Regions from separate parts of the Homo sapiens genome. Here region 2 is linked to region 1. A link is an interaction called in ENCODE POLR2A ChIA-PET data of the cell type or tissue named here. Cell type or tissue: MCF 10A. All regions are shown on one strand. Each heading gives the region's core, and the rest is flanking DNA. Links, peaks and the distances in the headings are about the cores only.

Region 1 (15,909 bases), core at 8,581-11,080:
GCAGGATCCCAGGAGGCCAAATGCAGAACCTGCCACGTCTCTTAAGGTATAGGCCCAGAAATATTAATATATGTCACATAACATCCCTTCTGCTCCATTTTATTGATCAAAGAGAGTCATGAGTCCAGCCTAGGCTTAAGGGCTGGAGAAATAGACTACACCTCTTGGTGGGAAAGATGGCATGTGTGTTAAAGATGAATGGAATTGTGGGAGGCCATTTTTGCAGATAATCTACAGGGAGGATAAATGATCTTTCCTAACTGGATTATTGATACAGGTAGTTCACATTACTGACTTACTTAATTCTGACCACAACTTTAAGAGTTATCAAGAAAAAAGTATAAGGATTTATAGACTGTGGGGTTCTATTTTAAGATGAAACATGCACCAGAGCAGATTTGAAGCAGGGCGTGAATTTACTGGCAGTAACCCTCATTATAAGCAAGTGGATGTGCTAAAGTGAGAAGTTAAAACATCGATCAGTTAGGTGATGTTTTGTTTCCTTCAAAGACAGGGATGTGCTAAGTTTTTCCAAACAGCTCATTCTCTCATAATTATCTACATTATAATTCAATTTCCATGAGGGTTTAACAAAATTGTTATTACAGAAATGAATTTGTTATTTGCAATAAAGTCTACTTGCTTGACAATCCAGAAATTTATAAAGGTTTTTCTTGTAAGTGGTTATTATAGGCAATATGCAATATTCCTGTCCAGTGCTTTTGACAACACCCATGTCACAGCATGTTACACATCATAAATACATGGAACCTTTTAGTGCCAGTGCTCCCATAACCTTGTTTACTGAAATTTATCGTGACTTCTGAAAAGGATCCCATGAGTGATGGCATATACAAGGTCATCCAGGATGGGATCACATAGGAGCCTTAGTAAATCCAGCAAGCTAAAAATCTTCAATCTCATGCTGTGTTATAGATATCAACAACTCATTTTCCCTTTTCATGTGAAATCCTGCAACGCTCCTTTTTTTGAAGCTTTCCATGTCCCACTCTTCACACACAGAGTGAAGCACTCAGTCTTCTAGGCCACTTCTGCGGGAGGACCATTATATGCCCATCTGTCTTAACTGACTTCAGGCATACTCAGTTGAGACCCCTAATGCTTTGCCCATAAACAGGCAGTGAATGAAATTTAGCCAGGTGGGAAGGTAAAACACAGAGGAAGAATGAGTGAATAATACCAGGGGGTTTGCCAACACAGAAACATCAGATACCTTGCTTAGGAGGCAGTTATGACTTCCTCAACCTTCTGCAGGAATAAATGGAAGAATCATTTAAGGGCCATGAGAAATATTGACTATCACTGTGCTTTCTGGGTGACCTAGAGGAAATTTAGATTGTGCCCAATTTTCATCTTTAAACACCACTGTCTTGGTAAGATTAGGCTCTACCTCTACAATTCCATTGTTACTGTACTTAAAGTACTCTATTGTGTTTGCTTGCCTCCTCTATTTATTTTTTTGTTTTTGTTTTTCTCAGTGGCAGGGTCTCTCTCTGTTGCCCAACCTGGAGTGCGGCAGCACAGTCATAGCTCACTGCAGCCTCAAACTCCTGGGGTCAAGTGATCCTCTCACTTCAGCCTCCTGAATTACTAGGACTACAGGCATGTGTTACCACGCCCTAATATTTTGTTGTTTTTATTTTTTGTAGAGACAAAGTCTCGCTGTGTTACCCAGGCTGATCTCAAACTTCTGGCCTCAAGCCATCCTCCTGCCTCAGCCTCCCAAAGCACTGTGATTACAGGTGTAAGCCATTATACCTGGCTACCCCCTCTATTTGGATATAAGTTAGGTTACAATAACAGAGACCCCAAAATATAGTGGCTTAAATAAGATGGAAGTTTTGTTTCTCCCTCATAGAACAGTCCAAGGATGAATAGTCCAGAGTAGTTGTGCCATCCTAAATGTGTGGCTTCCATCTCTGGGCACAAGAAAATGGCTAGAGTTACTGTCATATCCCAGCCACTGGGAAGGGAGGAAAGGATAATGGGGGGAGTGCAAGCAGCTTCCTTCACAAGATCATGATCTAGAAGTTGCAGGTATCATCTCTGCTCACATCCTATTGGCCAGATTTGGTCACATATTTATACCTGATTAAAAGGGAGGTTGGAAACACTAGACCTCAGCAAGGCAGCCGTGTTCTTCACTAATACTTGAGTTGGTGGTGGAGATTCTATTAAAGAGAAAAATGGGAAACAGTTATTGCAGGGTGATTAGCAATTTATACTCCTCATTACACTGTAAACTCCCTGAGGGTCAATACTTTTAATTATTTGGCACAAAGCAGGTACTCATGAAATGCCTGTTTAATTCAATTAAATGTAATTGTACAGAATTTTCCTGAATGTATATTTATGGTCATGTGTCTCTCTTATAAACTCCATGAAAACAAGGAATGCTTGTTTGAATCAACTCACCAAGATGTCATATAGCAGTTTTACACAAGGTAGACATTCGTTCATAGACAACAGGTACTTATGAAGCACCTACTGTGTGCCATATACTTTGCTAGGCTCTGGGGATTTAGCAGAGAATGGCAGTTACATAATCCTTCCCCTCCATAATCTTCATCTAGTGAGGATGGCTGACATCCTGCAAAAATAATTCTAAATAACTAAGTAAATAATCTTAAGAGTACAGAGTCTCACAAAGGAAAAGTCCAGGATGCTATGGGGTTATACGATATGGAACTCAACTCGGTCTACAGAGTTAGGAAACCCTCCCTGAGGAAGTACGTGTTGAGGTTAAGTCAGTCAAGAGGTAATTATTGAGCATCTTCTATACCCTGGGTACTTTTCTAGGAATTCAGGATAGAAAAGGAAAAAGGAAAGAGTAGAAAATGCCTAGAAGAGAGTAGGGAAGGACATCTCAGACAGAGGAAATGCCATGTGCGTTGCCCTGGTGAGAACTGGGAGAGAGCCAGGAATATTCCAGGAATTGAAGGAAGTCAACATAGCTAGAGCCAAGAGAGGGAAGGAGGAGTGGAAGAATGGAACAGGGCTGGAGAGGGGGGCAAGATTCACATCACGCAGGGCTTTGTAGTTTGCATTAAAGATTTGGATCTTAATTCTACAAACATTAGGAGTGGTTAGAGAATATAAGCCAAAGAATGGCATTCATTCACTCATTTTCATTTAACAGATATTTTGGGGACCTTTATGTCAAAGATTGATCAGGTAGTGGGTATAGAGCAGCAAATACAACATAAGTTTCTGAGATTAACTGCTTTCTGGTATCAGTTTTCCCCTACTTCTGCAATAATAAAACCCCTGCTTTTTGTCTGGGCCTGTGCAGAAATATAAGCCACATTTCCCAGCCTCCCTTGCAGAAGGCATGACCATGTGACTAGGTTAAGCTAATAAGATGTAAGCAGAATAATATTTAAAGGACAGAGGGCCTTGCCTCTTTTTACCTAGTCTTCCTTCCTCCTGGTTGGAAAAGAGATGCCATGACTGGGCCTGGAGATAAAAGCCTTGTAGGAAAGAGAATAAAAAAGAGAGAGAGAGCCTGAGCCCTTTAGAGATCTTGGAGCCACCTTACCAGCCCTGGACTGCTTACCTCTGGATGAAAGAAAGAAAGAAGTTTTAATCTTAAGTCACTGTTAGTTTAGATTTTCCATGACCAGCAGAGGAAGCTCATCTTAACTGGTATAACAGGTCAGGTTCCAGTTCTCAAAAAATTTATGTTCTATTTGGGAGAAACAGGTAATAAACAATGGAAGGGAAAGATCACTTGGAGATCAGCATTCAGAAGAATATAATGCTGGATGGTTCCTTCAGATTTATGGTCAAGGAGATGTCTTTGAAGAAGTGACAATTCAGCTGCTGCATGTGTGAAAGATTGCTGGCAGAGGTATAGCAAATGGGTTATAAGAGGGGGCATTCTCCTCCTATTAGACAGGGAAAAGGGATAGAAGGTAACAGTCTGATTTATGTTGGTTTTCTTTCTTTTTTTTCTTTTTTTTTTTTTTTGAGATGGAGTGTTGCTCTGTCACCGAGGCTGGAGTGCAGTGGTGCGATCTTGGCTCACTGCAACCTCCACCTCCCGGGTTCAAGCAATTCTCCTGCCTCAGCCTCCTAAGCAGCTGGGACTACAGGCGCCTGTCACCATGCCCAGATAATTTTTGTATTTTTAGTAGAGACAGGGTTTCATCATGTTGGCCAGGCTGGTCTCGAGCTCCTGACCTTGAGTGATCCACTCGCCTCAGCCTCCCAAACTGCTGGAATTACAAGTGTGAGCCACTATGCCTGGACTTACATTGGTTTTCTAAGATCAGTCCCTACATACTCTCATTCAACTGCCCAAAACCTGTACCATAAAAATACCAGAGGAGAAATCTCAAATAGAAGTCCAAGGGGACATCAACTTATTCAGCTTGCACCACCACACTCACAACAGTTACCAAAGTGTTCTTCTACCTCCAGCCAAAGGGACAGACTGCCCAGAACCTGAACCAGTGACCAGAGGTGAACACATTTGTGTTTCATTTGATGACAGACTTTGTGGTTGATCCCACCAACCTCCATCTGCAAATCACACATTTTAGACCAGCACAGTGGCATCACCCCATGTTAAAGCTGATTAACCCTTTGGAAAGTATCTAGTAGATATTTAGAAAGGAAAAGTATCCTCCTTTCTGCAGAGCATCTTCTATACCCTGGGTACTTTTCTAGGAATTCAGGATAGAAAAGGAAAAAGGAAAGAGTAGAAAATGCCTAGAAGAGAGTAGGGAAGGACATCTCAGACAGAGGAAATGCCATGTGCATTGCCCTGGTGAGAACCGGGAGAGAGCCAGGAATATTCCAGGAATTGAAGGAAGTCAACATAGCTAGAGCCAACAGAGGGAAGGAGGAGTGGAAGAATGGAACAGGGTTGGAGAGGGGGGCTGGGTCCTCCTCCTGCAGAGAAGCGGAACTTCACCCACCAGTGAGGACACTGTTTCCTTAGCACTCTGAAATTAGGACATTTGTTATTGGACTACAGGTCGTGTTCAGAGCAGTTGTTATATATGGTTTTTCTCTCCTGACTTTGCTCTGTCCTTTCCCCAGCATCACTTTGATTCAGTAGGGCTGACAGGCTGACAAAGATGCTCTTTTGAATGATTGGGGAAAAGATGTGGCATCAGCAATCTTGTCCTGTGGACAGAGCATAACCAGATACTTTACTGATCTCTTCTCCAAGCAAGCAGGAATTATAAGAAAGGCTTCTATAACCAGGGTTTGGAGGGGGCATTTGGATACCTTTTATGGCTATGGTACCTATTCATTACCTCTAACTTATATTGTTGGCATGAAAAAACCACCACACTTCTCCCTTATCAAGTTTGCTTCTTTCTTTGTTTTGAGACAGGATCTCACTCTGTCACCCAGGCTGGAGTATAGTGGTGCGATCTTGGCTCACTGCAACCTCTGCCTCCTGGGTTCAAGGGATCCTCCCACCTCAGTCTCCCAAGTAGCTGGGCCTGCAGGCATGTACCACCATGCCAGGCAATTTTTTTGTTGTTGTTGTTGAGACAGGGTTTCACCATGTTGCCCAGGCTGGTCTTGAACTCCTGGACTCAAGCAATATGCCTGCCTCAGCCTCCCAAAGTGCTGGGATTACAGGCATGAGCCACCGTGACCCACCAGGTTTGCTTCTTCCTATCAAGGTTAACATCGTTACCTAATATTTACCAGGGAGGTATGAAGAGGTTCTGAGATGATGATGGTAAGAACCCCGGAACTTGATGGAAGAGTGGTTCATGTCCTGAGTAAGGCATTTCATGATCTACAGGTGAGCGCACTGGCTAGGAATCTGAAGACTCTTGTTTTATTAAAAGTTGTAGGCCAGCCCACTCTCAGTACTCAGGAACTCTGTGAGGGTAGAATATCATAACGTTCACACTCACTGAGCTATTAGGAAGGCCAGAGCTATCAGTAATTCTGAACATGGAAGCTGATTAATCATTGCATTGACTCATTCACTAGGCTTCTGAACATCTGGAAGAAAACATAAAATAGTGATTAAGAGTGTGGATTGTGGAGGCAGGGAAGCATGGGTTCAAGGACCTGTTCCGCCACTTTTAGCTGTGAGACCTTGAGAAGGTAAGTCTCTTCACTTCTCTGAGGCTCAGTTTCTTCATATGTCAAGGAAGAATGAGGAAAATATTACCTTCCTCTGAGGGAAATGTGACAGTGATGTAAGTCATGCATGCAGAGCACTTAGCACAACACCTGGCACCTGGTAAACACTCAGTAAAAAATGGCTTTAAAATGTGTTATCAATAATGATTCACCAACTGAGTGAACATTTTAAATACACTGTATATTGATATTGTCTCTTGGCTTGATTCATTATTGGACTGGCTAGTAGTGTCACAGCCATTGATGAAACCTTGAGACCACACACTTTAAGATTTCTCATCTCTGTTTTTAAGTATGATTTTCTAAAAATCCAATTCTAAAGGGCCAAGCTTAGAAACTTGCCCAATCCCATGGCTTGGCAGCCTCAGAGAAGAGGCAATCGGACAGACAGTTCTGTACCAACAACAAAACTAGGAGAGAATGCAGCTTAGGAAAGAAGCAAAAAAAAAACAGCACTAACTGGAAGGTACGAAGTGTGAAAGAAGTGCTCGAAGGATCCTCAAAAGAAGGAAATTTAGAAAATGGAAATTTCTTGGTAGGTTGTAGAAACTTATGTGGTAGACAACATTGCATTCTCCCTTCGCACAGAGAGAAAGAGAGGTTGTGTGTGTGTGTGTGTGTGTGTGTGTGTGTGTGTGTGTGTGTGTGTCTGTGTGTGTGTGTGTCATTTTCCTTTTTCTTTTTTTTTTGAGACAGAGTCTGGCTCTGTTGCCCAGGCTGGAGTGCAGTGGCGTGAGCTTGGCTGACTGCAACCTCCACCTCCTGCGTTCAAGTGATTCTTCTGCCTCAGCCTCCTGAGTAGCTGGGACTACAAGCACCCACCACCACACCCGGCTAATGTTTGCATTTTTGGTAGAGACAGGGTGTCACCATATTGGCCAGGCTGGTCTCGAACTCCTGACCTCATGATCTGCCTGCCTCAGCCTCCCAAAGTGCTGGGATTATGGGTGTAAGCCACCATGCCTGCCCTTTTCTTTTCAATAAAATGCCATTTCCCCCCCCAGATATCTTCCTATCTCCATTCAGTGAAGAGGACCCTCTCTCCAGCCAAAGGGTTAGTTTGATGTGTTTCAGCCAACTGAGTAATTCCTCTTGCTAGTAAATTATTTTAAGGGTGGGCATAAGGCCTAGCTGTGGCCGATGAAAATAGTGTGACTGGCTGGGGGACTTCTTACAATTTTTCCAGAAGAAAATTCTACTTCACTCTTAAACTCAGGAATAGATTGTCTCTTTCTTGCCACAACTTGTTTCATCCCCGTAGGAATCCTGGAGCTGTTTGGGCAGCCATCTTGTGACCATGAGGAGAGTTATCCTGGAGTAAAACTCCTACATTGAAGATGGTGGAGTCTAAAAACTAGAGACAATAATTTTTCTAACGCAGGCAACACTTTGAGACAGTGACTAATTCTCTTGAAATATGCTTTGTGTGAACTTGGGTCTTGAACTAGAGACAGTAATTTTTCTAACGCAGGCAACACTTTGAGACAGTGACTAATTCTCTTGAAATATGCTTTGTGTGAACTTGGGTCTTGACATTACCCATGTGTGTCCTTGTCCTGTTCTCCCAATATCGAAAGTATAGAACTTGGTTTACGATATTATTTTTAGCCATTGCCTACTTGAGGGCCAATCACGGAAATGATCTATTGTCTTCAGGGGGCAAATTATCCAAGGGGCAAAGGGGTATCTTCTGGTAAATCAGCGGTGGAATAACAAGAGCAAGGTATTCTTAGCCCAATACATGAATCCTTCTCTTTGAACTGCCACTTGTTAACCATGGGAATTTAGACAAATTTCCTTTCTCTCAGCCTCAGTGTCATCATCTTTAAAATGATGTTAATAACACTGACTTTTTTATTTCCCTTGCTGTAAAGGATCAAGTAGGATCGTGTGTATAGAATGTACAATGACAATTCTACAATGGTATAGGAATGCAAAACATCAATGATACCGATAGCAATTATGATATCTCATCACAGGTCTACAGCTAAGGGGGAAGCATACTGTTGACGTTTTGAACTGCTTTCACTGTTTTCGTTTTATCTCTGTGATTCACCAGAAGAGAAATTCAAACTGACTTTTGTTCCAGGGTAACTTAAGAAGGACAACCCAGAGGGAATAAATGTATGCCTCTTTCTCTTAGAAGCATTAAGCAGTAAAAAAGAGAACTTACTCATCCCCTTTCACAACAGGTGAGGGCATTCCCCCACCTCGGGTTCCCATTTCACAGGCCAGATAAGGAGAAGTTTACTTTTCTCCCCGGTGAGAAACGGAATCCAGCGTGGAAGCTCAAGAATGATACTGATCATGTGTGGACACGAGCAAGCTGCTCTCCTGATTCAGATATCACAAGGTAAATGTCTTTTGGAGTTTCAGCACCCCATCTCAAGGGGAGTAGAGAAAACCTTATAACTTCTGCCTAAAAGACAAATCTCAGTATGTGTGTGGAGTGGGCAGTTTTTTTCCTTAAATTTTTGCCATTTTTCTCTAAAGGTACAGTCATGTGGCAGGCCATGGGACTGGCAGGTTTCTATGTTTATTTCATTAGAATTGGACTTTCAGAGAATTATACTTAGAAACAGAGGTGAGGCTAGGCACAGTGGCTTATGTCTGTAATCACAGTGCTTCGGGAGGCTGAGGTCGGAGGATCGCTTGAGGCCAGGAGTTTGAGACCAGCCTGGGCAACAAAGTGAGACTCTATTTCCATAAAAATTTAAAAAATTAGGTAAGTATGGTGGCACATGCCTGTAGTCCTGGCTACTTGGGAGGCTGAGATGGGAGAATTGCTTGAAGCCAGGAGTTTGAAGCTGCAGTGAGCCATATCACGCTGCTGAACTCCAGCCTGGGTGACAGAGCAAGATGCTAGTTCTAAAAAGTAAAAATAAAAGCAGAGATGTAAAAACTTAGGGTGTGTGGTCTCAAGGTCTCATCAATGGCTATGACACCACTAGTCAGACCAATAATGAATTCAGCCTGAAAAAAATATATATCAAAAAGAGGCTATCAAACCAACCATTTAGTGTTGTGGAAATTGTGGGTCTCAGTGAAATCACCTCTCTCTAGGAGTTGTATAGCAAATACATGGATGCAATTTTGGTTGCTCCAAGGATTGGAGAATATCTGTAGCTTTTGTTTTTCTGTTACAGATGAAATCATCTGACTGCTTTATTACGATTTCCAGTTTAGAGCCCAAACATGCAAATATTAAATGCATATTATAATAAGTGACTTTCTTTTTTCCTTCCTATATATTAGGAAGGAAAATGTTTGTTTATTTAAATTACATGTCAGTAGGTTATATTATCTGTGAATTTTATTTCAGAATGGTAATGAAGATGTGGCAAAATAAATGGCCGATAACCACAAGAGAAAACTTCCTTGTGGTTCAGCAGAATTCTTTGATTTTTATAACCAGTTGATTCAGGGTTGTGGGGATATAACCTCACCCCTGGCAGAAAGCATTTTGTCTGTGCCAACTTCTCCCAGCTCAAAAAGCGTTTGAAGAAAAGAAAATTCATTCACTAGCAAATAATTTAGTAATGAGTCAGTGGAGAGCTGGTACATTAGGAGAACAATTTAGAGGATGATTTTGTATGTTTCTGGATAATTAATCTGTTTCATGATTTATAGTACCGATTACAAATGTTTATTTGCCACATGTGACTCTCTCTTTCCTCCTAGGTTATTTTTGTATAGGTAGTTTATTTCTTAAGCTGTGTTTCTTTGTTACTAATTTTCAAAAGAGCTGAAATGTCCATGAGTAATTAATGGGGAACGTTGAGCTAGTTTAAATGGGCAAATTGTACTATGGTAGAAATTGCAACCCAGATCTCTTTTGTATGCTCACAAGATGCTGGCCCATTCTGTGCACAGGTTGATAGCTCATTTTTTTGTAGCACCTTAATCTTGAGGTAACCAGACTTTTTGATGATTGTTTTCATGAGCACAGAAAGTAAGCATGCCATTCCTGAGCTGAGATCATAAAGTGGGCCTGGCCATTTGCGTATGATGCAATAAGCCACCAAAGTCAGTGAGTGCAGATGTGTGTGAGAAAGTTTATTCATCATGCCTCTTAAAGGCCACAACTTGAGTTAAAATGTAAACATATTATTCCAAAAGCATAATTCATTATGACATTCTCACTTAGTCTTACTCTAAAACAAAGTACTTACAGAATTAGCCTGGAAACTGGAACATAACGAATAAGCCGTATCATGAGCCATATCACAGGTCAGTTGAGGTTGAAGGGACACTCCATGGTCTAGCCCCTCATGTAGAGGTAAGCTGAAAAAAATGGGAGCAAAATATTTGGTTAAGAGAGTCTAGCAAGTGATGGAGTGAAGTATGTGTTCAAGATGAAGCCTGTCAATAGAAAACACATGAAGGAACAGATTGGAGAAAGGTAACTTGTGTCCTTGTTCAAGTTCCTGTTCCTGTAGAAATAAGACCTGATGATTTTGGCACTCTTTCCTGTTAAGGAAAAAGATAGCCTTCTAAACACAGAGCTCTAGGAATCCACTACCAACTCAATCTGTTTTTTTTTCTTTTTTTTATTATTATTATACTTTAAGTTTTAGGGTACATGTGCACAACGTGTGCAGGTTTGTTACATATATATACATGTGCCATGTTGGTGTGCTGCACCTATTAACTCGTCATTTACATTACGTATATCTCCTAATGCTATCCCTCCCCTCTCCCCACACCCCACAACAGGCCCCGGAGTATGATGTTCCCCTTCCTGTGTCCATGTGTTCTCATTGTTCAATTCCCACCTGTGAGTGAGAACATTCTGTGTTTGGTTTTTTGTCCTTGCGATAGTTTGCTGAGAATGACGGTTTCCAGCTTCATCCATGTCCCTACAAAGGACACGAACTCATCATTTTTTATGGCTGCATAGTATTCCATGGTGTATATATGCCACATTTTCTTAATCCAGTCTATCATTGTTGGACATTTGGGTTGGTTCCAAGTCTTTGCTATTGTGAATAGTGCCGCAATAAACATACGTGTGCATGTGTCTTTATAGCAGCATGATTTATAATCCTTTGGGTATATACCCAGTAATGGGGTGGCTGGGTCAAATGGTGTTTCTAGTTCTAGATCCCTGAGGAATCACCACACTGACTTCCACAATGGTTGAACTAGTTTACAGTCCCACCGACAGTGTAAAAGTGTTCCTATTTCTCCACATCCTCTCCAGCATCTGTTGTTCCCTGACTTTTTAATGATTGCCATTCTAACTGCTGTGAGATGGTATCTCATTGTGGTTTTGATTTGCATTTCTCTGATGGCCAGTGATAATGAGCATTTTTTCATGTGTCTGTTGGCTGCATAAATGTCTTCTTTTGAGAAGTGTCTGTTCATATCCTTCACCCACTTTTTGATGGGGTTGTTTGTTTTTTTCTTGTAAATTTTTTTAAGTTCTTTGTAGATTCTGGATATTAGCCCTTTGTCAGATGAGTAGATGGCAAAAATTTTCTCCCATTCTGTAGGTTGCCTGTTCACTCTGATGGTAGTTTCTTTTGCTGTGCAGAAGCTCTTTAGTTTAATTAGATCCCATTTGTCTGTTTTGGCTTTTGTTGCCATTGCTTTTGGTGTTTTACTCATGAAGTCCTTGCCCATGCCTATGTCCTGAATGGTATTGCCTAGGTTTTCTTCTAGGGTTTTTATGGTTTTAGGTCTAATATTTAAGTCTTTAATCCATCTTGAATTAATTTTTGTATAAGGTGTAAGGAAGGGATCCAGTTTCAGCTTTCTACATATGGCTAGCCAGTTTTCCCAGCACCATTTATTAAATAGGGAATCCTTTCCCCATTGCTTGTTTTTCTCAGGTTTGTCAAAGATCAGATAGTTGTAGATATGTGGCATTATTTCTGAGGGCTCTGTTCTGTTCCATTGATCTATATCTCTGTTTTGGTACCCGTACCATGCTGTTTTGGTTACTGTAGCCTTGTAGTATAGTTTGAAGTCAGGTAGCGTGATGCCTCCAGCTTTGTTCTTTTGGCTTAGGATTGACTTGGCAATGCAGGCTCTTTTTTGGTTCCATATGAACTTTAAAGTAGTTTTCTCCAATTCTGTGAAGAAAGTCATTGGTAGCTTGATGGGGATGGCATTGAATCTTTAAATTACCTTGGGCAGTATGGCCATTTTCATGATATTGATTCTTCCTATCCATGAGCATGGAATGTTCTTCCATTTGTTTGTATCCTCTTTTATTTCGTTGAGCAGTGGTTTGTAGTTCTCCTTGAAGAGGTCCTTCACATCCCTTGTAAGTTGGATTCCTAGGTATTTTATTCGCTTTGAAGCAATTGTGAATGGGAGTTCACTCATGATTTGGCTCTCCGTTTATGTGTTATTGGTGTATAAGAATGCTTGTGATTTTTGCACATTGATTTTGTATCCTGAGACTTTGCTGAAGTTGCTGATCAGCTTAAGGAGATTTTGGGCTGAGACGATGGGGTTTTCTAGATATACAATCATGTCATCTGCAAACAGGGACAATTTGACTTCCTCTTTTCCTAATTGAATACCCTTTATTTCCTTCTCCTGCCTGATTGCCCTGGCCAGAACTTCCAACACTATGTTGAATAGGAGTGGTGAGAGAGGGCATCCCTGTCTTGTGCCAGTTTTCAAAGGGAATGCTTCCAGTTTTTGCCCATTCAGTATGATATTGGCTGTGGGTTTGTCATATATAGCTCTTATTATTTTGAGATACGTCCCATCAATACCTAATTTATTGAGAGTATTTAGCATGAAGTGTTGTTGAATTTTGTCAAAGGCATTTTCCGCATCTGTTGAGGAATCATGTGGTTTTTGTCATTGGTTCTCTTTATATGCTGAATTACGTTTATTGATTTCCATATGTTGAACCAGCCTTGCATCCCAGGGATGAAGCCCACTTGATCATGGTGGATACGCTGTTTGATGTGCTGCTGGATTCAGTTTGCCAGTATTTTATGGAGGATTTTTGCATTGATGTTCATCAGGGATATTGGTCTAAAATTCTTTTTTTGTTGTGTCTTTCCCCAGCTTTGGTATCAGGATGATGCTGGCCTCATAAAATGAGTTAGGGAGGATTCCCTCTTTTTCAATTGATTGGAATAGTTTCAGAAGGAATGGTACCAGCTCCTCCTTTTACCTCTGGTAGAATTCGGCTGTGAATCCATCTGGTCCTGAACTTTTTTTGGTTGGTAGGCTATTAATTATTGCCTCAATTTCAGAGCCTGTTATTGGTCTATTCAGAGACTCAACTTCTTCCTGGTTTAGTCTTGGGATGGTATATGTGTTGAGGAATTTATCCATTTCTTCTAGATTTCCAAGTTTATTTGCATAGAGTTGTCTATAGTATTCTCTGATGGTACTTTGTATTTCTGTGGGATCGGTGGTGATATCCCCTTTATTATTTTTTATTGCATCTATTTGTTTCTTCTCTCTTTTCTTCTTTATTAGTCTTGTTAGAAGTCTATCAATTTTGTTGATCTTTTCAAAAAACCAGTTCCTGGATTCATAGATTTTTTCAGCACCACACTGCAGTTATTCCAAAATTGACCACATAGTTGGAAGTAAAGCACTCCTCAGCAAATGTAAAAGAACAGAAATTATAATAAACTGTCTCTCAGATCACAGTGCAATCAAACTAGAACTCAGGATTAAGAAACTCACTCAAAACCGCTCAACTACATGGAAGGGTTTTTTTTTTTTGAAGGGTTTTTTGTGTCTCTATCTCCTTCATTTCTGCTCTGATCTTAGTTATTTCTTGCCTTCTGCTAGCTTTTGAATGTCATTCCCCTTGCTTCTCTAGTTCTTTTAATTTTGATGTTGGGGTGTCAATTTTAGATCTTTCCTGCTTTCTCTCATGGGCATTTAGTGCTATAAATTTCCCTCTACACACTGCTTTAAATGTGTCCCAGCGATTCTGGTTTGTTGTGTCTTTGTTCTAATTGCTTTCAAAGAACATCTGTATTTCTGCCTTCATTTCATTATGTACCCAGTAGTCATTCAGAAGCAGGTTGTTCAGTTTCCATGTAGTTGAGTGGTTTTGAGTGAGTTTCTTAATCCTGAGTTCTAGTTTGATTGCACTGTGATCTGAGAGACAGTTTGTTATAATTTCTGTTCTTTTACATTTGCTGAGGAGTGCTTTACTTCCAACTATGTGGTCAGTTTTGCAATAAGTGTGGTGTGGTTCTGAAAAGAATGTATATTCTGTTGATTTGGGGTAGAGAGTTCTGTAGATGTCTATTAGGTCCACTTGGTGCAGAGCTGAGTTCAATTCCTGGATATCCTTGTTAACTTTCTGTCTCCTTGATCTGTCTAATGTTGACAGTGGGGTATTAAAGTCTCCCATTATTATTGTGTGGGAGTCTAAGTCTCTTTGTAGGTCTCTAAGGACTTGCTTTATGAATCTGGGTGCTCCTGTATTGGGTGCATATGTATTTAGAATAGCTCTTCTTGTTGAATTGTTCCCTTTACCATTATGTAATGGCCTTCTTTGTCCTTTTGATCTTTGTTAGTTTAAAGTCTGTTTTATCAGAGACTAGGATTACAACCCCTGCCTTTTTTTATTTTCCATTTGCTTGGTAGATTTTCCTCCAACCCTTTATTTTGAGCCTATGCATGTCTCTGCATGTGAGATGGGTTTCCTGAATACAGCACACTGATGGGTTTTGAGTCTTTATCCAATTTGCCAGTCTGTGTCTTTTAATTGGAGCATTTAGCCCATTTACATTTAAGGTTAATATTGTTATGTGTGAATTTGATCCTGTCATTATGATGTTAGCTAGTTATTTTGCTCATTAGTTGATGCAGTCGCTTCCTAGCCCCATTGGTCTTTACAATTTGGCATGTTTTTGCAGTGGCTGGTACTGGTTGTTCCTTTCCATGTTTAGTGCTTCCTTCAGGAGCTCTTTTAGGGCAGGCCTGGTGGTGACAGAATCTATTAGCATTTGCTTGTCTATAAAGGATCTTATTTCTCCTTCACTTATGAAGCTTAGATTGGCTGGATATGAAATTCTGGGTTGAAAATTCTTTTCTTTAAGAATGTTGAATATTGGCCCCCACTCTCTTCTGGCTTGTAGAGTTTCTGCCGAGAGATCAGCTGTTAGTCTGATGGGCTTCCCTTTGTGGGTAACGCGGCCTTTCTCTTTGGCTGCCCTTAACATTTTTTCCTTCATTTCAACTTTCGTGAATCTGACAATTATGTGTTTTGGAGTTGTTCTTCTTGAGGAGTATCTTTGTGGCATTGTCTGTATTTCCTGAATTTGAAAGTTGGCCTGCCTTGCTAGTTTGGGGAAGTTCTCCTGGATAATATCCTGCAGAGTGTTTTCCAACTTGGTTCCATTCTCCCCATCACTTTCAGGTACACCAATCAGACGTAGATTTGGTCTTTTCACATAGTCCCATATTTCTTGGAGGCTTTGTTCATTTCTTTTTATTCTTTTTTCTCTAAACTTCTCTTCTCGCTTCATTTCATTCATTTGATCTTCCATCACTGATAACCTTTCTTCCAGTTGATCAAATTGGCTACTGAAGCTTGTGCATTTGTCACGTAGTTCTCGTGCCATCGTTTTCAGCTCCATCAGGTCCTTTAGGGACTTCTCTGCATTGATTATTCTAGTTAGCCATTCATCTAATCTTTTTTCAAGGTTTTTAACTTCTTTGCCATGGGTTCAAACTTCCTCCTTTAGCTCAGAGAAGTTTGATCATCTGAAGCCTTCTTCTCTCAACTCATCAAAGTCATTCTCTGTCCAGCTTTGTTCCATTGCTGGT
Region 2 (15,909 bases), core at 4,796-7,295, 60 kb before region 1:
AGAGATGGGGTTTTGCCATGTTGGTCAGGCTGGTCTTGAATTCCTGACCTCAGGTGATCCACCTGCCTCATCGTCCCAAAGTGCTAGGATTACCGGCATGAGCCAGCGGCCCAGCCCATTGTAGGCATTTCTTTAGTCAAGTGATTCTTCTCAATCCTGTCCTTTCACTAAAATGTTTGGATGGTTATACTCAGGTTTGGGTGGTCATTAGCTTTTCATAACATCTTTTCATAAGGCTGGTTAAAAAAATGTCTGAGTTGTGTTGGGCCAGATATATGGGAGTAGATGGATTTAGTATCATTGAAAATGGTTGCCCTCTTTTATGACTAAGAAATATATGCAGGCAGTGAAAAGAAATTCTTGATGGCAGGACATAAAAATATGGTTGATAAAATGCCAAGATACCTTTTCTTCTTCTGGGTAGCAACAACACTAAAGGTAAATACTGCTGTTGCTATAGTTTTATGAAGAAAATGGTTTTCTTCATTCTGTTTCATTGGGACTACCCTGTTCACCCTCCTTTATATCCTGTCTGAGGGTTGTTTCATCTTCTGTGTAGTTGTTGCCCAATAATTTTATCTTTTCTTTCCTCCCATTGTATTTTTCTTGGTTCATAGCCCATCAGTTGTGAATCTCAGATAAAATGTAGTAAAAATTCATATTTATGGCTAGGGAAAATCAGAATCAGGTGGTTTGCAGTTAAAGAGAAACAGGTTCATAATGGCAAAAATCTAGCAAAATCACTTGCGAACCTAGAATATATCAAGGCCTCTTTCTAGAAAAAATAAGAAAGATAAGTAAAAATGACCAGGTGCTTTCATTTGAACATTTCTGCATGGTCAATGCATAGATCAGAAAAAAAAAATTGAGGTGGAAGGGAAGCAGTGGCCAAAGGCCTGTGAGTTTACCAAAAAGAAACTTTTTTTTTTTCCAGTTTGTAAGCTCTTGCTTTTCCCAGGAAGATAAAAGGCAGAATTTCAAAGCCACATTTTTTTTTTTTTTTTCTCCCAGGAAATGTTTTTGTGTTCGTATTATTGTTACAAAGTTAAACTTTTTTCTCTTTCTTGAACAAATGAATGGCTGGATTATGCCACATGTTGAAGTTGTTAACCTCTTTTAGTAATTTAAACTTTATGAATCAGAATAAGTGAATGAGGGCATTCTAGTCCTTGGCTTCCAGGTTATGGGACAGCCCCTCTCACTGAACTTGGACTTGTATGGATACTCTCCTTCCTGTGAACAGAACTTGCCTTCTGAAATCAGACGTCTTGGGGGAGAGAATGTGGTGGTCATCTGTTGGCTACCAAGCCTTTCTTCCTGTGAGAGTTGCTTTTAAAATAGGTAGGATTTGGGGGAGTAACTTGCGGGAACAGAAAGCTGCAAAAAAGCCAGCAAAGCTTGGCCAACAACCTAGGGTTTAAAAGAAATGTGAAAATTTCATTGCATGCTCTACAACTCCTTTTTACTAACCCCTAGCATAATTCATGCATTCTTCTGCCTGCTTGGCCCCTATGGGGATTTTGTAATTCCTGGTTTAGAGGATAGACAAATGGCAGCCCAGACTATTCACTCATTCATTCATCCATCAATCCATCCATCCATCCATCTATCCCTTAACAAAAGTTTACTTAGTGCCTTCTCTATGCTAGGCACTGTGTTACATGTTGAAGATGAAACTGCAAGCATTATCAAGTCTCTGTTGTCCAGGAATTTAGAGTCTGGTCCAAAAGATAAGCATTACTCTTAGCAATTCTACTGAGTGGGTGCATAATAAGAAACAATTAGAAACATATTTAAGCCCTGTAAAGGAATGAAACTGGCTCTAGACTGGGAGAAGGAATGTGATAAAAAGATTCTTCCCAGCAGAATAACTGAGCTAGGATCTTAAGAAGAAGCAGGGGTTAATGGGAGAGAGAAGGGTGTGAGAGGACACTGTAGACTACGGAGGCAGTGAGCACAAGGCCATATGACACCAACAGCTTGGTATGGCCCACAGGACAGTCAGAGGGCCAGAGCAGCTGAGCACATGGGGAACTGGCTGCATTTGAGGCAGATGAGCTACATGCACAGTGGGCATCTCTGCGAGGGCCTCACAGACTGATTAGGGCTTTTGCTCATTATCCTAAGAGCCATGGGAAGTCATTGAAGGAACATCAACAGAAGGCAGTGCGGTGACATGGTAGATGTTTCACAAGGGACACTCTGGCTGTTAAGTGGAGAATGGAGGAGAATATAGCAAGAAGGAAGCAGTGAGACAGGAGTAGGCTAGGCTGTCTCTAGGAGAGAATGGTGGCTTTGTCTAGTATGGTGACAGGGAGCTAGGACAGTGGTTGGCAATCAATTGATGGAAAATAACAATAGACAGCCCTAGGTGATAGTTAGGTGTAAGGTGAGGGAAAGACAAGGGCAGGCATCAAGAATGAAAGATTCCGAGATTTTTGCCTATGGAATAGGAGGGATGGTAGTACATGTTGGTGCAGTAGGTTATTATGGAGGGTGAACAGCCCTGCTGTATCTTAGTCACTAGTGTCTGGCAGCCTCCCTCTGTTTGTCTGTGTTTCATTTCCAAGTCAGTCTTCTCTGAGCTGCAATTTGAGACATGATGTAATGCAGAGATTTTGAAAGGTGACCAGTAGCAAAAGGAAGAACAACCTTTTACCAAGCACTTATGTGCCAGGCAGTGAGTTAAGCATTGGGATTCCAGGAGTGAGGAAAATGAGATCACGTTCCTGCCCTCTAGGAGTGTCCAGTCTAACAAGGTAGACAAATAGTAAATAATTATGATAACTTTGTTAGTGATTTTTGTTTCTGTGATACGTACCATGAGAGTATGGCTAAGTGAGCTGATCTGCTCTGGTGGGAGGGGGCAGGGTCAAGGTAGGTGGAGAATTGCAGCTTAAGTGAAGACCTGAATGATTAGTTGGCAATGAGAAGAAAAACAAAACCTTCCAGAAAGAGGAAATAAACATTTTTTAAGGTCTAAACGAATAAAAAATATGAAATGTTTAAAGAACTGGCAGAGATGTCCTTCTATCTGATGAAAGTGGGGGATACAGGAGACAGTGACTTCTGTCAGGAGTGGAGTATAGACAGGTTCTGGCAGATTGGTGCTCCTGGCTTTCACTTACTTGGCATCTGAGAGCTGTTTTTTGCCTCTTCTCCTCATTCCTTAGAACTCAAAGGACACACGAGGAACTGAATTGGGAGAGGCTTGGCACTAACAAAGCAGAAATTGTCAAGGGAAGGGGGAAGAGGAACTATCTACCAGTGAGAGCAAGGAGGGTGGTCTCTGGGAAGAGCTTTTGACTCCCTATTTCTGACTCAAGCCCTGATTCATCCCTTTTATTTTTTGCAATTAGCTTCTTGGTCTGGGATAATTTTATTTGATTACCCTTTAGTTCCCATTAGTTTCTGAGCTTATTTTGACCAGGGTTATAGAAAATGTACCATATGGTAACCAGCTTCTTCAAGTCACCCACAGAAGTGTTTTCTCTTGACTACTTCCCTGGCTGCCTTCTCCAGATGACGTGGCTGTCATTCTTGTCCTGGGTGAGAAAGGAGATTAAGATGGTTTATGAGAAATAAGAAGTCACAGTGAAATAGTCTCAAGGCACCATGTACCTTGCCAGTTTTCTGTTCTAACATGTATTATTTGGTATAAGGATACCCTATAATTCTTAATTTTTTATTTAAAAATTTTTCTCCAGTCTCTTTTCTCAGCTTTAACCTCTTTGACCCACCCAACAGAGCACTCTTTTATTGTGTTTTAAGTTCCTTCTGTGGACTACAAGAAAAATAGGCCTTATGAAGAGCTCTGCCTCATAGAATAACTTACTTGAAAGGAAGAAAAGTGTCAGGGAGCATTTTAACCTTTCTCATTTTCTAGATACACTCAGCTGAACATTAATTTGAGGTACCTCTTTAGGAAGGAGATCATGCATGTCTTATCTCAACGGCTTTTCTGATAATTCGAGCCGTGTGCCTGTTCCGAGATTGGGAGTTTCTTCTTGGGCGGTTCTGGGGACAGCATGATTGGTTATATGTTGGAAATGAAATAATCTCCCACTTGTACAGTTTTGCTATCACAGATTTTCAAGCAATTGCTCCTCTGTATGAATACAGAAAAACATAAATAGCTTTTAGGTTTGTTTTGCAACAGATTAGGCACCCTCGATCTTTTTCCTTGGTGTATGCACATGCACGTGCCTTTATGTGTGTGAGTGCGTGTGTGTGAGTGCGTGTGTGTGTGTGTGTGAGGGGGGCAGCAGAGAAAACACATTGCCATGGGAAGAGTGCACAGGACAGGGAATTCGAAATTCCAAATTAGAATCTTGGCTCTGTTTGTCTTCCAGCTATCCATGTAACCCTGAGCAAATCATCCCAATGCCCGAGATTCAATTTCTTCATGTGTAAAATGGAAATAACAATAATAATAATAATTCCCACCTACTTCATCAAAACACTGTATTGAAAATATGAACAAATGCTTTATACATATGAGAAGACAATTATTAGAATTACTGCTTCTCTCTCTCTGGGTAGTCATTCATTCATTGGTCCCTTCATTACCGAAGGTGGGGAGTGGCATGATCTGACTTGCTGGTAGAGCACGGCATGGAGGAGAGCTCAAGTGGAGGTAGGGGTGCAGGACTGTGGTGGCTGCAGTTATCCAGGAAAGAAAGAGCACAGCGGTGACAGAGAGGTTGGAAAAAAGTGGAGAATTGAAGATAAGATAGAGTGGACTGATTAGAATTTTTATGGGGGAGACAAAACTTGAGTTTAAATCATTCAAGAATAAGGTGAGTTCTTGGGGACAAATATGTAGAAAAGTGTGCTCTGGGAAGGAATAGGTCAGCGAGGATTGGGTGGAAACTACTCCTTGTTTTGTTTTTAATGTCCAAAGTCATACATTTAGAAACGCAAAGGAAGAAAGTTGTTTTCCATGTAAAAGATCACAAGCCATCAAACTGATGATTTTTCGTTGTAAGTAACACATGGCATGAATAATTTCTTTATTAACTTCCAATCACTTTGAACTAATTTCTCACAGTATGGCAATGACAACCTCATAACCCCAAAGAAACTTAAACCTTATAGCATAGTTGAAAATGACTTTTATGTTTTATTGAACAAAAGGATCACTTAAGGGAGAAACACAATGTCCATGGAATACAATAAAACACAGGCTCACATTGGCTGGTACACGCTCATTGTTAATAGAATCAGAATAAACACATCAATACCAAACTATGCAATAAAACCTGCATTATTAATCTACAGAATGGTAATAGAGCTATTACCTGATTTACTTATTCTTTTTTTAAAAAAATATTGCTGAGTGGCAAATGTACAGCATGTGGATATGAGTCAGGTGTTTTGAAATACCACAGCAGCAGACAGTACGTTTTGGAGACTGTGATTGAATTGAATGAACTACAATAAGTAGGTCTACTTTCATTACATTCTCTACTTCTAGATCTGCTAGTAGATATTTTTTATGAGAGGAGTTAGTACACCATTATTATTCCATTGAAATAAATGAAGGACACATGTATATATCACTTTTCATTAGCAAATTATTGTATATTATCTAGCTATATTTGGGAGAAAATATTTTTTAAATTTCCTAATTATTCTTGCATTTGGTAGGCATTTGTTTTACCATATGGGAGACATTGTTCCAGGCATGGAAATTCACGGAGGACAGGCAGATATTATTTCTGACCTTCTGAATGGGAAGACTGACACATACCCCAAAATGAAACATGCCAATTAGTAAAATAACTGCAAGTTGTAACATTATGCAGGGCCTAGTATATGTGAGAGGGCTTTGGGCTTTAGTCTGAGTATGATGGGTAGGTTATGTAAAGTTCTGGGCAAGGGAATGTTGAGATCAGGTATAGTTTAAAGACTATAATTTTGCTACCTGGTAAAGAATAGATTGGGCAGAATAGAATAGCCAGTAAGTGAAATACAAGAGGCTCAACATCATTAGTCATTAGAGAATGCACATCGAAACTATAATGAGATACCACAGTGAGATATCACTTCACATCCACTAGGAAGACTGTAATCAAAATGACAGGTGTAGTAAGTGTTGGCAAGGGTGTGGAGGAATTGCTAGTGAGAATGTAAAATAGTGCAGTCACTTTGGAAAACAGGCAATTCATCAAAACGGTAAACACAGAGTTAACCATATGACCTACCAATTCTACTCCTATGTATATATCCAGGACAATTAAAAATATGTGTCCACAGAAACACTTGCACATGAATGCTAATAGCAGCATTATTCAAAGCAGCTAAAAAGTAGAAGTAAACTAAATGTTTATCAGCTGATAAATGGATAAATAAAATGTGGTATATCTACACAATGGAATATTATTCAGTCATAAAAAGGAATGAAGTTCTGATATATATCACAACTTGGATGAACCTTAAAAACGTTATACTAACTAAAATAAGCCAATCAGAAAAGACCACATAATACAGGACTCCTTTTATATGAAATGTCCAGAATATGCAAATTCATAGAAACAAAAGGTTGATTAGAGTTTGTCAGGGGTTTGGGGGTGGGGATGAGGGATGACTGACAATGGGTACAGGTTTTTTCGGGGGAGCAATGATAATGCTCTGGAATTAGTGTTGATGTTTGCAAAACTCTACAAATATACTAAAATGAATCATATATTTAAGTGGATGAATTGGATGGTATGTGAATTGTATCTCATTACAGATGTTGAGAAGAAGAGAAAGATAAATGAAAGGGGAGACCAATGAGAACATGTGTTACGTGACTGCCCTCTCTTCTTGCTTTAGGTCAGAACTGGCCAGGCCATGGAACTGCTCTAGGGGAATGAATGTGCCAAATATATAAGTACTAGCAGTCAGGATTCCCTCCATGTCTCCTTCTGTACCTCATGTACCAGCCCCACAAAATGACTTGCCATTTCTCTGAGCGAGCCATGCACTTTCTTTCTACTTACCTTTGCTGAGGTGTGACTATGCTTTCTTTTCTTTTTCTCTCTACTAGGAAAAAAAATCACCAGTTCTACAAGCTTAGTTCATATTCCCCCTTGAAACTCTCCTTGGTTGCCTGGCCCTATAATACGTCATTCCAATTTTCTGTAAGCCCTTGACATGTGGCTTGTGCCTCTGCAAGATCTCAGCCATATAGCATTTCAAAGACTCGCTTTGAATTCTCTCTTTCTCTATCTCCTTCTCTCCCTTCCTCCCTTTTATCTTTCTTGCTTTCCTTTCTCTCTTTCTCTCCAACTCCTGTCTCTGTCTCCATCCACGCATTTTTTCACAACCAAAAGGAGTTTCTTTGCCACTTTAAAGTCCCTACACTTCTCTCCTGTTATCCAGTATCCATAGTTCTGTTCACCATTGGTTTCCTAAGTAAGGCTATATGTATAACAGACATTCATTCTTCTTACAGAGGTCCACCTTATTCTCATTACAACACTTCCCTTCCTTCTTACAGAACTTGAGTTCTGTTGGAGATTTTCAGCAGGATATAATAAGTAAATTTTTCATAATTCATTCAACAAAAGTTTTCAGTAAGTATTTATGGAGCACTTACGACGTGCCGGGCACTAGTTCCTAGGAATACAGCTGGGAAGAAAACAGTCCAAGGATTTCGGTAATATATAAGATCAGAGCATGGCAAGTGCACTGCAAAGACTTATATTGAGTGATGTTAGAAAGGATGAGTGAGAGGCAGCTTAAGTTTGTGTGGGCAAGCAAGGATGGTGAGGAGGTAGCATTCGAATGTGATCTGAATGACAAGGAGGAGCACAGAAGCCTTTCTGGTAGCGGGAACAGCTCAGGAATAGCCTAGTGTCAGAAGGCACTTGGAATGTTCAATGAACTGCATAATGTTTAGCATAACTGTAATTTGGTACGCAAAGGAGAGAGAGAAGCATAGACACAGTTGAAGAGTTAGGCAGGGGCTAGATCTTATGTTTGAATGTTGGGGTAAGGCATTGAGATTGCTTTTAACCGCAAGGGGACACCATAAGAAATTGACACATGCACCAGTCTTTAAATGGGTTGGAGTTTAGAGATTTCATGTGTTTATTTTTATTTTTTGCCTATAAAGAAAGTAACACACTAGTCCAGAATGTGAAAAAAAAAAAGTAGAGAAATGGGCAAGAGGAGAAATGAAGCTGTTTACTCTACCTGAGCATCCAAAATGAAATACACAAAATATTGATCTCCAAGTGAACAAAAGATAACCCCTAGGGATGCTATTGCCAGAGGTGGCGCAATAAGTATTGTGGATTTCATATATTTGCATAATTCAATTCCAGCTCAAAGACAACAGGAAAGAATTCTTTTTTTTTAATCAGGGAGAGTTTTAAAAGCCTTTCTATTGCTACACAGAAGACAATGTACATCTTTTAAAAAAATTTTTTTTATGTGGAATCTCACTCTGCCAGCAGGCTGGAGTGCAATGGTGTGATCTTTGCTCACTACAACCTCTGCCTCCTGGATTCAAGCGATTCTCCTGCCTCAGCCTCCCAAGTAGCTGGGACTACAGGCATGCACCATCATGCCCAGGTAATTTTTGTATTTTTAGTAGAGACAAGGTTTCATCATGTTGGCCAGGATGGTCTCAATCTCCTGACCTCGTGATCTACCTGCCTCGGCCTCCCAAAGAGCTGGGATTATATGCAGGAGCCACCGCGCCCGACCGAGAATGTACATCTTATGGGGGAACTGATGAGAGATCCTATTGCTTAGAGAGAGAAAGAACCATAGCATCACATATTTCCAACCAGAATTTGAAAGAGCATTTTAGGGGAAGCAATGTATCCCAACAGAAACCCATTAAATAGATCAGAAGCTTCAGTAATGTTTATTCCTTTTGGGTATCACAAATTCCACTCCCAGGAATTTATCTTAAAGAAAAGATCACAGACTTGCACAAACATGAGGGGATGTTCAACCATTTTTTTTTTAAATAGTAAAATTTGGAAACCTAAATAGCCAGTAATAGAGGAATAGTTAAAGAAATACTCCTACGCAATGTAGTATTCTGCATAAGGCACAATAATGTTTCGAAGAATATATAATGACAAAGATTTTTCCCATGAAGTATGATTAAGTAAAAAATATGACATCCCCCCTTACCCCATAATTGGTGGTTAGATGGGAAAAAATTAGGTTATAAAATATCATATACACTTTGGTATTAATTGTACAATTGTATATTTTAGAAGAGAACTTTTTCAAAATGTTTAAAGTGGCCATTTCGAGATATTCCATAGCAGAAGTTTTGAAACTTTCTCCCCTCCACTGTTTTCTGAAATTTCTAAAGTGAATATAAGTAAAAAATTAATAATTTATAATGATTAAAAATTAGTAAAACTAGCTAAACATTTGCCTGCTGTGTGCCAGGCACTAAGTGGTTTACCTTATCATCAATAAATTTATTTATGATAAATGATTACAACCATATTCTGACACAGGTACTATTATCAATCCCATTTACTTTTGATAAGATTGAAGCAAAAATAGATACTAACAATGGGCCTGGCGCGGTGGCTCACGCCTGTAATCCCAGCACTTTGGGAGGTCGAGGCGGGCGGATCACGAACTCAGGAGATAGAGATCATCCTGGGCAACATGGTGAAACCCCATCTCTACTGAAAATACAAAAATTAGCTGGGCATGGTGGTGCTTTCCTGTAATCCCAGCTACTCAGGAGGCTGAGGCAGGAGAATTGCTTGAACCAGGGAGTTGGAGGTTGCAGTGAGCCAAGGTTGCACCACTGCACTCCAGCCTGGTGACAGAGTGAGGCTCCATCTCAAAAAAAAAAAAAAAATTGTTAATAATGTACCTAAGTTGCTCACCTATCAAATATTGGCACTGGGTTTAGCACTGCAGGCAGTCTGACATCACAGTCCACCCCGTCAATGGTGGCATTATACTTCTATTAATAGCAAATGCTTAAGCAGAAAGTAAAGTCTCTCTGTGACCAGACAGTGTGAAACTGTTTTGCTCAAAGTCATTGTTAAGAGATGATCACCAATTCCTCAGTGAGGAATGGCTAGAGACTACGCGTCATTTATTACAAATTTTATACAATGTAGATTTCCTTATAGAATTAAGATTCCATTGTTTTCCACGAGCCTCTCAGGTTTTATGATTAAATAACATATCAGGGTATTCTCATATGTAGGTCCTTGGACAAGTGAACCATACCAGACTTTATGAGTCAAGATTCTGATGTCTCCACAGTGGGAAAAATCAGACAAGCTGACTTTACACAATTCTCACTTACCTGGGCTTCATTCTGTCTGGGTTTGCAGTGTACTCTACCACCTTCACTTAACGGTGGCCTTATTGTGCCTGTTGGCTTGGGTTAGATCTTGTTATGTACACTTTTTATAGAGCTAGACACTATCTTTGAAACAAGAGCATGCAATACGAGGCATGAAAAGAAGACTTTGTAGCTGGGGTGAGACTGGAATGAAATTTAGAAAGAGGCTGTAGTGAGAATTGTCCATAACTGTGACAACAGCATGGATCACGTGATATATATTATTGAGTGCCTGGTACTTGCCAGGCATTGCACCAAGTGCACATAATATATGTTATCTGCATTTACTCCTCACAATAGTCTGTGAGATGGGTATTATTCTCCCCACCTTATGCATGAGGAAGCTGATGTATACAGAGGTAAATTGTCCACGGTCATGCAGCCAGTACTAGTGTTTCTGATCACAAAGCTATTTTTGCTTCCACAATGGCAAATGGCATCTTTCACAGCCACTAGCATGTCTCTGTTCCTTCCTCAAAAATAAATCCTTAAATTATTGTTTCAATTATCATTTTACTTATACTACGTGATAAAGAAATTAAATTTTTTTCTTTTTGTGAGCTTTCAGACTCCTTTGGAGAGAAAGAATCTTTTCCCTCTTATTATAAAAACTCTTCGTTGAAATGTCTGTGTTCCTTCAGCTGCCCCTGGGGATTCATGTTCCTGAGTTGGACTGGCAGAGAATGTGATGTTTCTCCACGAGGGACTCTGGGAGTAGTCTGATCATTGTGAAATGATTTCAGTAGTCACTGAAACAGAGTGGCTGGAAGACTTTGGAATCTGACAAATTCACACCCTTTTTTATTTACCTGCCACTGTGGCTTACTCTGGGTATTCCCAGGCAACATGGCTGATGTCCCGGTTACTCTGGTAACTGTAAGGAACTGAGAGGCTTTCTTGCTTTGTGTCTTTCTAGCCTGTCCTTCAGGCAGCATCGGCGGCTACCACTACAGGAAGAGCTAGTCTTTGTCAGAGAACTGGGCTCTTTTTTGGCCTTGTAAGAAATCACAGCCATGTTACTGGGACAGCCCCTCTGTCTTTGCCTGCGTCTTGCCAGAAATTCCTAACTGATTGTCAGCAGTTATGCTGTGTTCCTTCCAACTGGACATTCCCATTTAAATGTATTGTCACTGCAGCCAGGGTCATTTGCAGCTTGTTTTTAGCATGGTACCTTTCCCCCATGGGTCTTCTATACCCCTTGTCCACTCTCATGTTGGTCCTGAGAAAGTTACCCTTTTTCACTCTGATGTTTAACACACACTCTCAGGGATTACGGTGTTTACAATGTCACTTTCAGCACTGCATTTTTCTTTTAGTTTATTCCTCAATGAATGATAATGCATTTTTAAAAAAATCACTCTTTTTCTTACACAAATAATAATAATGTTAATTTTAGAAAATCAAATAGAAAAAAATTAAAATTGCCTACAATTAAAGTGGCCAGAGATTACTAGCGTCAACATGCTGGTGTCTTCTCTTCCTATTGGCATGCGTTCTGTATTTTATGGGTAGAGGTACACATACAGCTATGTAGTTATGAACACTTATTTTCAAAATTTGGGAAGAAACACAGCACATTTAAAAATTTTGGCCTGGCATGGTGGCTCATACCTGCAATCCCAGCACTTTGCGAGGGCTAGGTGGGAGGATCGCTTGAGGCCAGGAGCTTGAGACCAGCTTGGGCAACATAGGAAGACTCTGTGTCTACAAAATATTTAAAAGTTAGCTGGATGTGGTGATGTGAACCTGTGGTCCCAGCTAGTCAGGAGGCTGAAGAGGGAGGATTGCTTAAGCCTGGGAGGTTCAGGCTACAGTGAGACATGATTGTACCACTGTACTCCAGTCTGGGTGACAGAGCAAGACCCTGTCTCTCAAAAAAACAAAAAACAAAACAAAACAAAACAAAACAAAAACAAACAAACAAAAAAAACCCCGAATCCCCCAAACTGGCTGTGGTTTTAGCTGATCTTCCAAGGAAGATGAATACATTTCTGTTTGAGGTAATTGTTGTTTTGTTTGGGCCAACACTTATGTTTCCCTTGATAAAAAGCTATAATGTGTATATATTATAGTATACAAATATTAGTGTAGAATTTGAGAAATTCTTACATATGTATATACACCTATATAACCACAACCAAGATCAAGATATAGAATATATTCAGACCCTATCCCTAGAAGGTTCCCTCATGACCCTTCCCAGTCAGTAACCCCTTTTCCCTAAGAGGAAACCACTGTTATAACTTCTATCACCATAGATTAGTTTTGTTAGCTCTTGAACTTCAGGTACATGGAATCACACATTCTTTTGTGTCTGATGCTTTTGCTTAATATTGTGTCTGTGAAAGTCACCCTTGTTGTTGAGCTTAATGGTAGCCCTTTTTTTTTTATTACTGCATAGTATTCCTTGTCTCAGTATACTACAGTTTATTTTGTTGATGGAGATTTGAATTGTTTCCTGTTTTAGGCTCTTACCTACAAGAATGACGTTCTAAGGCTGAGGCCTTTGCTGTGATTGCATCGTCTCCCAACTTCTTCCTCTGGCCTTCCCTTTCCCCACCACTGTCAATCTTGAAGAACTCCCTAATAATCTTTTCTCATGCTAATAATCTCCATCTCACAGTCTACTTCTTGACCTGACCTGCAACAACAGCCCTGATGGATTTATTTTATCAAATTGGCTATGGTGTTTTACTTTGCTCTAAGACTTAGAAATTCTGAACCTTATGAGTCAAGTTTTCGTAAGGCCCTGAACACAAAAGAGATAAAAACTGGCATGCTAGGTGCACTGTCAGAGTGAATGTCATAATCAAAGGTGATTTTCTAAACATGAATGAACATTTTGTAGGTTTCTAGGCAAAAATTTCATGTAAAATGAGAAAAGTGGTGTATTAGGAGGTATAATCTGGCTTTGTATGTACGAAATGAATTGGAGAAGAAACCTGTTAGACAAGTACAATTGTTCCAACATAAGGAAACAATAAGGAAGAAGGGATGCGAGAGCCTTGGTGGAGAGAGGAGGAACAGGTTGAGGGCACTGTGGCTGTGTGTGGAATTGTCAGTGTGGAAAGTGGAGAAGTTAATGATAACACCAATGCTCTGAATCCAGATGGCCAATGTAGCATTTCTCATTCCATTCATTTGAGCTTTGGGGAAGAAGAAAAGAGTGTAAAGGAGCAAACTTTTGAAAAATATAGATGTCAGGAGGAAATACTGGTGTGTGGTTAAGGAGATGCAGAGTTCAGTTTTAGAGCTGGTGGAATGATAAGAAAAGGATGCATCAAAGAATAGGAGAGGTGAGCCTTTTGTGTAAGGAAGGAATTAAAACAAAAGAGATAAAGATTGGGGCAGCAGGGTTATATCTTGTATTAGTTATCTATTGCTGTACAACCAATTACCCTAAAATGTAGCAACTTAAAATGACTACATATTTACGATTTCACAGATTCTGTGGATCAGGAAACCAGGTGCCACGTATAGCTGGGTCCTCTAGCTTTGGGTCTCTCACAGGGCTATAGTCATCTCAAGGCTTGCCTGGGGAGGATTCGCTTCTAAGAACACTCATGTGTTTGTTGGCAGGCTTCCAATCCTTGTGGGTTGTTGGAGTGAGTTTCAGCTCCTCATAAGCTGTAAACCACCCTTGGTTTCTTGCCACGTGGGCATCTCCATCGGGCAACTCACAACATGGCAGCAAGCAAGCAAGAGGGTAAGAGAGACTGCCAGCAACAGAGACAGAAAGCCAGCGAGATGCAGGTAAGACTGCAACCACATCATGGAAATGACATCTCATCACCTGTGCTATGTTCCGTTTGTTAAAACTGAGTCAGTAGGTTCTGTGCACAAAGGAAGGGGATTCCACAGGTGCCTGCGTACCAGGAGGCAGAGGTCGCTAGGAGCCCTGTCAGAGCTGCCGACCACATCTACATAAAGTAATATTCGAGGACATGGTGCTACTTCACTACGGAAAAGCTCTCTAAGCATTTTTTGCCTCCTACAGCCTTGCTGTTAGAAACTTCCATAAAGTATTAGAAATGTTTTCCTTCGATAGAAGACCATATGTCAGTGGAGATGTTTTTGTCATTTACTAATGCACTCAGTAACTTGATTAGAAAAGTGAACTGTGCAATACTGTATAATTTCAAATGCTTTTCTAGCAAAAATGTATTACCTTTAATTAGACTGATTTAAAGCTGTTAAGATTCTTGTCAGAAATAATTTTTAAGTGGATGTGTCAAGATAACAGCAGTTGTCAAGTGAAGCAAATGGTAATTTGTGCATGTGCTGTCTGGCTTATGAGCAACTGGGTCTTTAAATACTAGCTGAGTGTTTGTGCTTACAATCCCTTTTATAGCAGCCACTCTGGCAGTTAAGGATTCAAACTGTTGAAATGCTATTGTTTGTGGTAAATATTTGTCCTATGACTACGGAATTAAATTTGCTTCCTGCCCTGTAATACAGACAAAAGCACCACTAAGAAGGGAATGCATTTAAGCAATTCAATTTACCAATTGGTCCAGCACAGAACATAAGCAAAGCATTCTGGGTGATTACAGTGGAATAATGATAATCATAAAGACCATTCTTTGATGAAAGCAAACCAGGTGACTTGAAGCATTTGAAAAAACTTGAATTCTATCTTGCAATCTTTTTAGGTTATTCATTTCTTTAGCAAGCTTTTGTTATTGGGCAGTGGAAAGGCGGGCTTTTTCTTGACTTTGTGGCGGGGTTTCTTAGTAGTGTCACTATTGACTTTGGGGACATATAATTCTTTGTTGGAGGCAGGGGTTCTGTCCTGTGCACTGTAAGTTGTTTAGCACCATTTCTGGCTTCAACCCTCTGGATGCCAGTAGCTCTGTTCTTCCCCACCCCAACCCCAGTTTTGATAAATAAATATATTTCCAGACAATGCCAGACATACTCAAAGGTAGGGGGAAGAAGGGAAAATCACCATGCTATGGGAATCAACATAGCTTTTTGATATGGTTTGGCTTTGTGCCCCCACTGAAATCTTATCCTGAATTTGTAATCTCCAGGTGTTGAGGAAGAGACTTGGTGGGAAGTTATTGGATTATGGGGGCTGTTGCTTTCATGCTGTTCTCGTGATAGTGGGTAGATTCTCACGAGATCTGATGGTTTTATAAATGGTAGTTTTTCCTGAGAAGCTCTCACAGGCTCTTCTCTCTCCTGCCACCATGTGAAGAAGGTCCTTGCTTCCCCTTCCATCATGATTGTGTTTCTTGGGGCTTCCTCAGCCATGTGGGACTGTGAGTCAGTTAAACTTCTTTTCTTTATAAATTACTCAGTCTCGGGCAGTTCTTTATAGCAGTGTGAGAACGGACTAATACACTTTTGGCTTAGGAAATTCGAAATTAACAGGATTTAATATGTTAAATTTATAAATATTTTGTCTTTTCTGTTAGTCCTCCAAAGCATCCACATGCTATATAAGATTATATATTCTCTTATTGATTCAGTTAATAGGCATTTGTTAAGTGCTTACTACCTGCAAAAGACGTTACCCAGGTATTAGGGAGATAAGGAGAAAAACAGATATAGATTTTTGTTTTGTCTTGAAGAAG

The links. ChIA-PET counts read pairs that join two places held together with the same protein. Peaks named below come from ENCODE experiments on the same cell type or tissue, not always from the same donor. Only the 100,000 strongest peaks of a DNase experiment are listed, where the experiment ranks them.
Region 2: POLR2A ChIA-PET joins it to region 1 with 8 read pairs; 3 of 35 experiments call an interaction of 5 or more read pairs at or near these places.

What each region holds. Positions count from the first base shown.
Region 1 is chr3:65,120,993-65,136,901 of GRCh38, reverse strand. No RefSeq gene overlaps it. Among named protein-coding and RNA genes, the nearest start is that of LINC02040, 46 kb to the left of the region's middle. RefSeq lists an enhancer at 14,484-14,653. In MCF 10A, for the core only: no CTCF peak of the experiment used is centred there; a DNase peak (open chromatin) is centred at 10,141.
Region 2 is chr3:65,176,905-65,192,813 of GRCh38, reverse strand. It overlaps LINC02040 (long intergenic non-protein coding RNA 2040), which reads right to left. Exons shown (of 4, transcript NR_183716.1): 2 at 3,448-3,545; 3 at 1,251-1,410. LOC105377127 (a long non-coding RNA gene) reads left to right here and starts at 13,835. Exons shown (of 4, transcript XR_001740736.1): 1 at 13,835-14,083. In MCF 10A, for the core only: no CTCF peak of the experiment used is centred there; no DNase peak of the experiment used is centred there.